Regions from separate parts of the Homo sapiens genome. Here region 1 is linked to region 2. A link is a contact called in ENCODE Hi-C data. All regions are on one chromosome and are shown on one strand. The core of a region is the stretch at or near the end of the contact, and the rest is flanking DNA. Distances in the headings are between cores, read along the strand shown.

Evidence for each region. A loop is a pair of places that touch in the nucleus more often than their neighbours do. Pooled maps may share reads with other maps.
Region 1: a loop to region 2 is called in a map of B cell, with 9 times the contacts of the local background. The contact joins two enhancer-like sites. A Hi-C loop is called at or near these places in 3 of 168 maps with a recorded cell type or tissue (B cell, CD4-positive, alpha-beta memory T cell and naive thymus-derived CD4-positive, alpha-beta T cell), 2 of 37 single-sample maps with no recorded cell type and 12 of 50 pooled maps.

The regions. Positions count from the first base shown.
Region 1 is chr12:10,556,334-10,561,192 of GRCh38, reverse strand. The region is part of intron 1 of LINC02446 (long intergenic non-protein coding RNA 2446); the gene reads right to left. Among named protein-coding and RNA genes, the nearest start is that of LINC02446, 5.4 kb to the right of the region's middle. Within about 2 kb of position 1,797, at least 3 of the 41 ENCODE cell types and tissues checked have a DNase peak (open chromatin) inside an H3K27ac peak, as active enhancers do.
Region 2 is chr12:11,479,696-11,484,951 of GRCh38, reverse strand. All of the region lies in intron 2 of LOC440084 (a long non-coding RNA gene), which reads left to right. It also overlaps the pseudogene HIGD1AP8. Among named protein-coding and RNA genes, the nearest start is that of LINC01252, 66 kb to the left of the region's middle. Within about 2 kb of position 1,936, at least 3 of the 41 ENCODE cell types and tissues checked have a DNase peak (open chromatin) inside an H3K27ac peak, as active enhancers do.

The DNA of each region.
Region 1 (4,859 bases), core at 548-3,047, 920 kb after region 2:
AAAAAGCATTCATTCAGCAATTATTTATTAGTGGTTTTTATAAATTGCACTGTATGTTGATGGTTCAAAAGTGAGTAACACAATTTCTGCCTTCCCTGAATGTATGATCAACTTGGATTGAAAGCTATATAAACAGATATTTTGTAAAATAACAAGTACAATGCTAAAGACTAATGATGGTACAATAAACTTTCTTCATCCCATTTAATAGTTGCAACTCTTCCAATTTGAATTATTCTACAATATTTGGTTTATGTGACATACTGAACTTTGTACATATTTTTCATTGTATAATGATTTCCAACAGCAAATATGGCACATGAGTAAAAAATATTTGCATTGGTTACGGGTATTTCTCTGTTGGAAAAGATATTCTCTACCTGTGAGAAAAGGATTATTGGTGCTGTTATTAAGGTAGATTATGGTAGGAAATACTGTTAATAAAATATCTTGGTGGTTTGATTTTTCCAACATTTGAACTGTGAGGCTGAGATGATTTTTAATAATATGGGTTTCCACAAGATTCCCCCTCTTCTCTAGAACTCAGCATTTTAACACAGCAGAATTCATATGTGAAGAGGGAGAACATGTATAGGCAACTCTTTTTGGAGAGGAGGAGTTATCTTTGGAAAGCAGCCTTTTAAAGATGGTTTTCCTCAACACCATCTGTACTAAAATACAAAAATTAGCCACGCGTGGTGGCGTATGCCTTTAGGCCCAGCTACGCGGGAGGCTGAGGCAGGAGAATCACTTGAACCAGGGAGGTGGAGATTGCAGTGAGCCGAGATGGCACCACTGACTCCAGCCTGGGCGACAGAGTGAGACTTCATCTCAAAAAAAAAGAAAAAAAAAAAAAACCAACATTTGTGTGTCATATCCCTTGAATGTAAAAAACAAAGTGATTTGTATGGAAAAGGCTTTTTAAAAAAAAATTTGACAAACATTTTCTATAATTAATTACAGAAAAGTAGGGTGAGAATGATCACATAATTTATCCTCTCCTTCCTACCTATGTAAGTATAAGCGAGGATTAAAGTAGACTACATAAAATATAGATGTACATTTGTCAATTGAATGTCCTTTCGTGAGTCATCTAATGCCCCTAATTTTTCATCTCTAAAACACGGATATCATTTTGGAGAATTAGATGATATATGTCAAACAGCAACAATAACAACAACAAAAAAATCCTAACCCCCCAAAAACTGTATTTGACACATGTCTTTTCTATATATTGGTTTGATTCAGCTAGTAAACTATGGAATGTGAGTGACAGCACAAAGAATTAGCCAATGCTTATTTTTGAAGAGAGTCAATAATAATAAAAGGAATTATTAATTTTCTCACTTTCAATAAATCCAACAAAATACTTTTCAAAAACATGGAATCTAAGGTAAAGTATGACTATTAGAAATCGTAAAAAAAAAAATGAAGGAAAACTCCCAAAAAGACAAAAAAAAAAAAAAAAAAAAAAAAAAAACTACCAATCTGGGTCCAAACATTCTATTTTCAATCATCAGACTCTTTAGTACAATATCACATTATCATGTGAATGTTTCTTACGGTAAACCTATGGGGAGAATCCATACTCAAGCAGCCAAATTTAAAGCAAGCCAAGGATTTAAAGGTACATCTTAAATCCCTGTTATTTTAAGAATTAGCTTTTTGCCTTGTTCCTAGACCTTGGATGAAAGCGGGAGAAGAGAGGAGGTCTTGTCAGGGTCCCCCTGGGCCTCCTGGTACACAGTGAGCCCCTGTGCTTGAGGCTTCCTGTGTGGTTTTAGCTCACAGAGCCCAGCTAGCTCCAGCTGCAGCTCTTCCTCTGGTGGGCTACATGTTGTTAACCTCTCAGGAAGTATCTGGGTCTATTTTATGCTGTATTTTCATAGTGTCTTTGATAATGGATTTTCAGTTCTTATGAGGTTGGAGGATTGAGTTGGCATAGTGATCTAGAACTCACTTATGTGTCATTTAGTTATATATTTTATATACTATTTATTATTTACTATAATTATTTCCATTATTATTTACTATTAGATATTATTTATATATTATTTACTGTTGGTTTGAACATGCTTTGACAAGATGATATGACATTGACTGAGTTTTAACCAATGGATGACCAGTGAAAGTTGGCCGAAAAGGTGAGGTACTAGGAAGAACCTAGATGGGCATGAAAAATGCCAGTGTAAATCCACCAGGTGGAGGAGTAATTGGAATGAATCACTGAGAATGTGTTTAGAGCTATGTGTCTAGGCTATAAATTGACCCCATATAGGCATTGCGCCTGCTCTTGGTGTTATTACCATCGGGCAACAGGCAATGCTCTGTTAGGCTTGACCTGGAGATTATCATTTTCAGGTATCAAAAATTGGGAAGAGGAAAGAAACATAATGCATAATTCGGTCTAGTTTTTATTCTATAAATATATAAGGAAATCCTGCTATTTGTGACAACATGGATAAACTTAGAGGACACTATTCTAAGTGAAATAAGCCAGACGCCAAAACACAAATATTGCGTGATCTCACTTGTATGTGGAATCTAAAAAAGTTGAAGACACAGTAACAAAGGGTAGAGTGGTAGTTACCAGGGGTTGGGGGCTGGGGGAGAAGTTAGTCAAACTTTTAGTTAGAAGATGAGTAAGTTCTGGAGACCTAACGTACAGCATGGTGACTATAGTTAATAATAAGGTACTGTATACTTGACATTTGCTAAGAGCAGGTCTTAAGGGTTTTTAACCCCACACACACAAAATGGTGGCTAGGTGAGGTCATGGTTATGTTAACTTCATTGTGGTAATTGTTTCACAATGTATATGTATATCAAAACATCATGTACATTTTAAATATATACAATTTTTGTGAATCATGTCTCAAGCTGGAAAAAACCAGTGAGATGCTATATAAATGATTAAACATATTCCCATTTTGCATTTAGGTTAAGAAAGAATTTTATATTCAGGTATATCCTTACTTTTGAACTACAGCCAACCTCTGATCATTTAACTTTTTAGTTTCCCATTTTTATTTATCCCACCCAGGGTATTAATGGTAGGGATTCTTCACAGCTGTGACTCATTTGCTTCCAGCGCCAGCACCAGGGAATTTCAAACTTTATTTGGCATAAGAATCACCTGGAGAGCTTGTTAAGCTGCTGATTATTGGGTCCCATTTCAGAGTTTCTGATTCAGTGATTCTGGCGGAGAGCCCAAGAATTTGCATTTTTAACAGTTCCCAGGTGATGTTTCAGTTGCTGGTCCTGGAACCACACCTGGGGAACTTTTGCTCTAGTTTATTTTCAGTTATTTCTCACTGAAAGTACTAATGATGTAGACCAATACTCTTTGGTCAATCTGAAAATTCCTCCCTTGGACTTGCTTTCTCTGGCAGAAAAATACTCTGTTATTTCTTCAGACAAAGCCCCAATTGGCCTTTTCTTTCCAGAGCCTTATTTTCTGATTAAATGTTTTTTTCCCCTAATAGAATCTGTTTTCTTCCCTCATTAAGGTTCACCTCTTCTTGCTGTCTGTAGTGACAGACGGTCCCTGCTTTCCTGCCTCTTACGAGAATCCCACTTGTGAATGAAGAGTTCAGTTCAGCTTTATCTTGACCAGGTGCGAGACTGCCCCTTTGTGATTCTCAATCCCACACAGGGTGTCCAAGTTTCCTATCTTCTCCTCGGGGGAGCTTAAAAGTGTCCAGAACTGTTGAAGTGGCAAGTTGTCCACAGGTGACAGATAGTAGAAAATGCATGACCTTATTTCTGTCCCATCGTGTTCAAAGGTTCTCTTGTTAGTTAGCACCCACTACCACTTCATTTTGCACTCCGCTTTTCTGCCTTCCCCTTCCCAATGCCTGGGGGAAAGAAAACATCGGGTTCAACAAGTGAACTTTTACTTCAGACTCTTCATAGTATTTTCTTTGCAAATTATCGAAAAAGAGTGCCTGGCTAGGGCATGAAAGAGAGGGAGGGAAAAACCCTGAGAATAAGAAAACCACTGGGCTGTTATCCCTCTAACTCTGTCTCTCTAGATTTGGATATTAATTCATACATACATTTGTTCATTCATACCTTCATTCTTTCCACAAATATTTATTGAGCCCTGCATGCCTTTTGCTAACACTAACCACCACTTTTTAAGAGATCGATTTCCCTCTACATATACTATTTTCTAATTAAGTTCAAATGGTATACATTATATATTAAACATATATATGCATATTAAACATATATTTAAATGTGCACTAGTACAATTTATATGTAAGGAGTGTGTTTAGCGTGTATGTGTTTTAGATTTTACTTGTAATCTCCAATCAAAGATGATGTAGAATTGATCTATGATACAAATATACAGGTGTTTTTGTTTGTTTTTATCTCAGAATCACCAAGAGTTAAAATATCTTTTTTTTTTTTTTGCTTTAAGGTGCTATATTTTATTGAACACATTTCTGGAGTTTCTCTACAATGTTCTCCAGTTATTGTGTGCTCTTCTTTATGTGTCTACCTGATAATACATATGACACATGAAATTTTACAAATGTGTTTGTCCAATATTCTCAAAGGCATGACAACATGCAGATTAAATATCTGGAAGCCAAAATGAAATATTTTTAGAAATTGTTACATAAAAGCACAAAGAAGACAAATTACACCATTTGTAATTACTTAAAAATTCTTTTAAAGAGTACTTAAAATACTTTTAAATACCCTTCCAGTCATTTTTAAATTTAAAAAAGTTTGTTTAATTAAACAAACAATTGCTTCTTAAAATACATTATAGATTCTATACGAAAAATTGCAGGTAATTATACAGGAAAAAGTTTTTTTTTAATCCAAAATGTTATATGTAACCAAGA
Region 2 (5,256 bases), core at 687-3,186:
CGTAGTGGTGAGCGCCTGTAATCCAGCTACTCGGGAGGCTGAGTTACGAGAATCGCTTGAACCTGAGAGGTGGAGGTTGCAGTGAGCCGAGATCACGCCACTGCACTCCAGCCTGGGTGACAGAGCGAGACTCTGTCTAAAAAAAAAAAAAAAAGAATGAGTGCAGATGAAAGTTTAAACTTTAAAGAACAGTGGTTTTGTTCTTTTGTTTTTAGTCGGTTTATCACCAACAGAATAGGAGAAAGATTTGGATTAAAATTTCTGCTTTGTTTAAAAATTCTTCAGTTTTGTGACCTGCCTTAAGAGGATGAGTGGGTTTTTCAGGTATATGGGGAAACATTTATCTGCTGAATTCTTTTAGATCATTAAAAACAAAACAAACACAAACCTGCCGGTTTTTCCTAGGAGGCACCTGTGAGGACGTGGGCTTGTATTTCCTAGATACATTTTAAATCCACAAGCATAGTATATTCAGTAATATCTAGAAAGCTGGTTGATATAAAGGTTTTCTAAATATATATATTTTAAATTTGGATCTGTTATTTATACCACACTTTCTTATGTGTTATATTTGTACCTTTTTTCAGTGGTGAGTCCCATTTGTCTTAATGATTTCTGCTGATATACCAAACAGATGTGATGAAAAGAATAAGTATTTGCCTTCAGAAGGCATGGATTAAAATCCCAGCTCTAGGCTAGGAGTGGTGGCTTATGCCTGTAAGCCCAGTGCTTTGGAAAGCTGAGGTGGGTGAATGGCTTGAGCCCAAGAACATGGTGAAACCTCATCTCTACAAAAAACACAAAAATTAGCTGGGTGTGGTGGTGGGTACCTGTAGTCCCAGCTACACAGAAAGCTGAGCGGGGAGGGTCGCATGAGTTGCAGTGAGCCAAGATCACACCACTGTATTCCAGCCTGGGTGACAGAGCAAGGCCGTGTCTAGCAACAGGCAACAACAACAACAGGGAAAATCCCAGCTCTGCTTCTGTCCGGCTATGTAACGTGGGCCTATCCCCTTAACCTCTCTGAGCCTCAGTTTTCTCATCCTAAGTGGGGAAAATATTATCTATATAAAAGAACTGATTGGGGGATTAAAAGAGAGTCTGTAATAAAACATCTGTAAACCACATTTGTTTTGTAGTCATTTCTCCTAAACCCTCATGCTGCCATAGCACGTATTACCAAGCAGCACAACGGAGGATATTAATGAATGAAATAATGCATCACCTATTAAGTCACTTTAATAGGAATAGAAGGGAGAGGCAAGAGTTTCTAGAGACGATGACTTACCACTCCCAAATACTGTTTCTTATGGCGGTAAATGACAGCTTTGGAGGTATGGTAGGTATGTGGTTTGGGTCTGGGTTATCTTATATCACACCCCACATTAGCTACCTACCTAACTCTGCATCAGACAGGTTACATGTATTTCATCTAAAGTAGTAACTCAGAAAGTGCACTTATCTTCTGTTGAATTTCCTTTCATGTCAGCCTCTCTAAAAAACCACCTGACCCACTGCTTTTTGCTATTGCTGCTTAAAGAGCTTGTTTCCCCCACCATGATTAGCTTTGTGCCTACACTAAGGCACTCCTACAGATTCTTCAACCTCTTCTCATGTGATGCAGAAAGTACAAAGGAGAGCCCTGGCCGAACTGTCCAGTTTAGTAAAACACCCAGAGGAGTAACTATGTTTATTTAGGGTGTTTCAGAGCTTGCTGCTCTGCCTAGTCTATTGTAAGAGCTCTGAAATTATTAGAGCTTTTCCTAAAAATATCCACACTTGGATGTGACTCAGTCATAGAAAAACAACTGACCCAAGAAACAGAGAGTCTGAGTTTTGGTTCTTGGTTTGTTTTGTTCTTATTGTGTTTTCATTTTGTTGCATGAAACATGAAACCTCCGGTCTTGGGATAGATTTGAGTCCTGACTCAGCCAGTGATAAGTTGTTTGACCTTGGGTGAGTTACTAAACTTCTCTGGGGCTAAATTTCTTCATCTAAGAAGTGGATTAGATACAGCAACATATTATAGTTCGAAGCTTCTGGCTGGACGTTGTGGCTCACGACTGTAATCCCAGCATTTTGGGAGGCTGAGGTGGGAGGATCTCTTGAACCCAGAAGTTCAAGACTAGCCTGGGCAACATGGCAAAACCCTGTCTCTACTAAATATACAAAAATTAGTCAGGCATGATGGAGCATGCCTGTAATCCCAGCTACTCAGGAAGCTGAGGTGGGAGGATCGATTGAGCCCAGGAGTTTGAGATTGCAGTGAACCATGATTGAACCACTATACTCCAACCTGGGCAACAGAGCAAGACCCTGTCTCAAAAAAAAAAAAAAGAAAAAAGAAAAAGTTTATGTGGAATATGCCAAACAGGTTCAGCCCCAGGTTTTTTCAAGGATCTATTTTTTAAAACTTCTTTGTAGAGATGGGTGTCTCACTATATTGCCCAGGCTGGTCTGGAACTCCTGGCCTCAAACGATCCTCCTTTCTTGGCCTCCCAAAGCACTGGGATTACAGGTGTAAGGCGCTATGCCTGGCCCCCACAAGGGTCTATCTATTGCCCCAGGAAACAGTTGACTGCTTCTAGACCCATTGGGTTGGTAGCTCTAGAGCAGCCATGAACTGTGCAGGTGATTCGGGAAAGTAGAAGATGGTGCTGAAAGAGACCCAGGGACAATCAGCTGACAACACACCCTTCTCACCTCTGTGTTCCTCTGTGAATGCTCTCATTTTAATAACTAGATTGAGTAGTCTTCTCCTCTTCTCCTCTTCCCAAATGAACATTTGCTCTGTCACAATATTTATCTTTGTAAAATGCAAATATGATCATTTTGGTCTTCTCTTTTAAAAGGTTGATAATTTATTGTTAATAGTTTGTGTGTGGCATGACACTTAATGCCTTCAGAATCTGCCCCAGTTTTACATTTACTCTTTGCCCTTTTCTGTATCTCCAAAGCATACCTTCGGACTGTCCACATAGCACTTGTATATGTCCTCTCAGCCTACCATGCACATCCTCCATGCTGTGACTATTTATATAGGCTACTAATTGTATAGGAAACATACTTCCTTACCTCTAGGTAAACTGTTTCTCATACTTCAAGTTCTAACTCAGTGATCATCTCCTGTAATCTCTTCATTCCCTCTGCAATTGATCACATTGCGTTATAATTTTTTTAAAAATCATCTAAGCCCATTCAAATGATTTATTTTCAACAAACATGTAAGCTCAATAATGAGTAACTAAAGGGAACTTATCCAATAAGATGAAGATGGCATCTCTTCTTCTAAGGTTTAGGTTTCAACCAGAATTCCTGAAACATGGAATAGCCCACAACAAGAGCCACTGCTCCCACAACAAAGCCTTGGGCTGCTACACACATGTGGATCATGAATGGACATTTTAGTATTTCCCTTGCTCTTCAACTCATGTAATCCGTATGCAACAATTGCTGAAAAGCCCACCATTCTAATGGGGACACTTGGTACCTCTTTAGCTTTTCAGATAAGTTCGGATCCTTGATCTTTTTTATATGAAGAAAGAGCAACACCTGTGCTGGCTGAAATAGTGATTGCCTGGAGAATCTTCCAAGAGTGACAAAACTCTTAACCATCCAACTGACTTCTTGTAGGTTGTTTTTATGCCTCGACCCCCAACCAGCAGATGAGCTTCAGGAAAGGCAGGTTCTTGGTTTTATTCTTCTTTATTTCCTCTATAGTGCCTAGCACACTTCCTTGAACATGGTAGTGCTTAATCAATCAGTGCTTGGTGAATAAACACATACTCTCCAAAGCAAAGTAGGAGAATAGGTCCTTTCACCTTCTCTTGACACATCTGGAAGACTCTTCTTTCATAAATTATTTTTGAAGTTTTCCCTCATTGTTTATTTTGTCAATCTAAAAAAAAATAACAGAGAGAGAGAGAGCCTCTACAAATAAGTGAATTTTGGGGGGAATGAGCAGAAGGATTATAATCCAGGGCACGCAGGCTATGTTGAATCATGGGCATATCTAGAGAGGCTGGGCAAGAAGAAGCTGTTACAGGCAAAAAGAAAACTTTTATGTAAGTTGTTCTGAAACAAAATCCATCAGCCATAGAGGCTCACTGCAGGAGCTGGTGATTACACATCAGTAACCCTGACTGTGGCTGGGAAGGTGCCTTCATAGAAGCAACTTAATCCGGATTTTTTTTGTGTGTGTGCTGGCAGAGAGTTCTTGTAATAGTGCTTGTCATAGGCACACATGCATAAAGACCTTCAGAGCACCTTTGTAATAGTTCTGATCTCAAACATACAAGCGTGAGAGCCCCTTCCTCATGACCCTCTGGCTCCGCTTTGCTTTGGGTCTGACGTAAGTGACTCCATCTTAGCATCGGCAGCTTTCACAATTTTAAAGTATTTTATTGGTAGGCAAATTAGGATGAAACCAATAGGGCTAGCAGGCATTAAGGATGGCTTTCTCAAGTGCAAGAGTGGGGAGAGCAGAGTGGGGGTGGTGGAGAAGGGGACAGGATTGTGGTGAATCGAGGAGTAGTGGATGGAGTCACCATGAGCATTCATCTCAGGCCTTCTGTTTGAAAAGGTGCTCCAAGAGAAGGGGACCTTTTAATGTTATCTGAGACTTGATGTTATCTCCAAATGAGATTTATCCATATAATTCCAGGTCTGTGCTAACGGGATTGAAGATGTCCAACACAAGAGTTTAAAATTGCATTCCAGTCCTGGAGGCTCACACTGCTTATAGTATTTTGCAGATTATTATTTTTAAATTGCAATTATCTGATAAACAGCACATACTAGTTGACATCTTTGTATTTTTGGCATAGCTTTTTTTTTCTATGTCATAGGATTTTCAAAAAATGGAAGTAACTGATAGCCTCTCTTAACTTATGAGGTTCCTAGGTAAGATAAGCAATGCAAACTAAAACTACCATGAATTACACTGACACACCCACAAAACTGGTAAAAATTTAACATGGAGGGCATACCAAATATTGGTGAGAATGTAGAGAACTGCAAACTCTCATGTGATTGTTATAAGAATTTAAATTGCATATCTACAACTATCTGATCTTTGACAAACCTGACAAAAACAAGCAATGGGGAAAGGATTCCCTATTTAATAAATGGTGCTGGGAAAACTGGCTAGCCATATGTAGAAAGCTGAAACTGGATCCCTTCTTTACACCTTATACAAAAATTAATTCAAGATGCATTGAAGACTTAAATGTTAGACCTAAAACCATAAAAAAACTA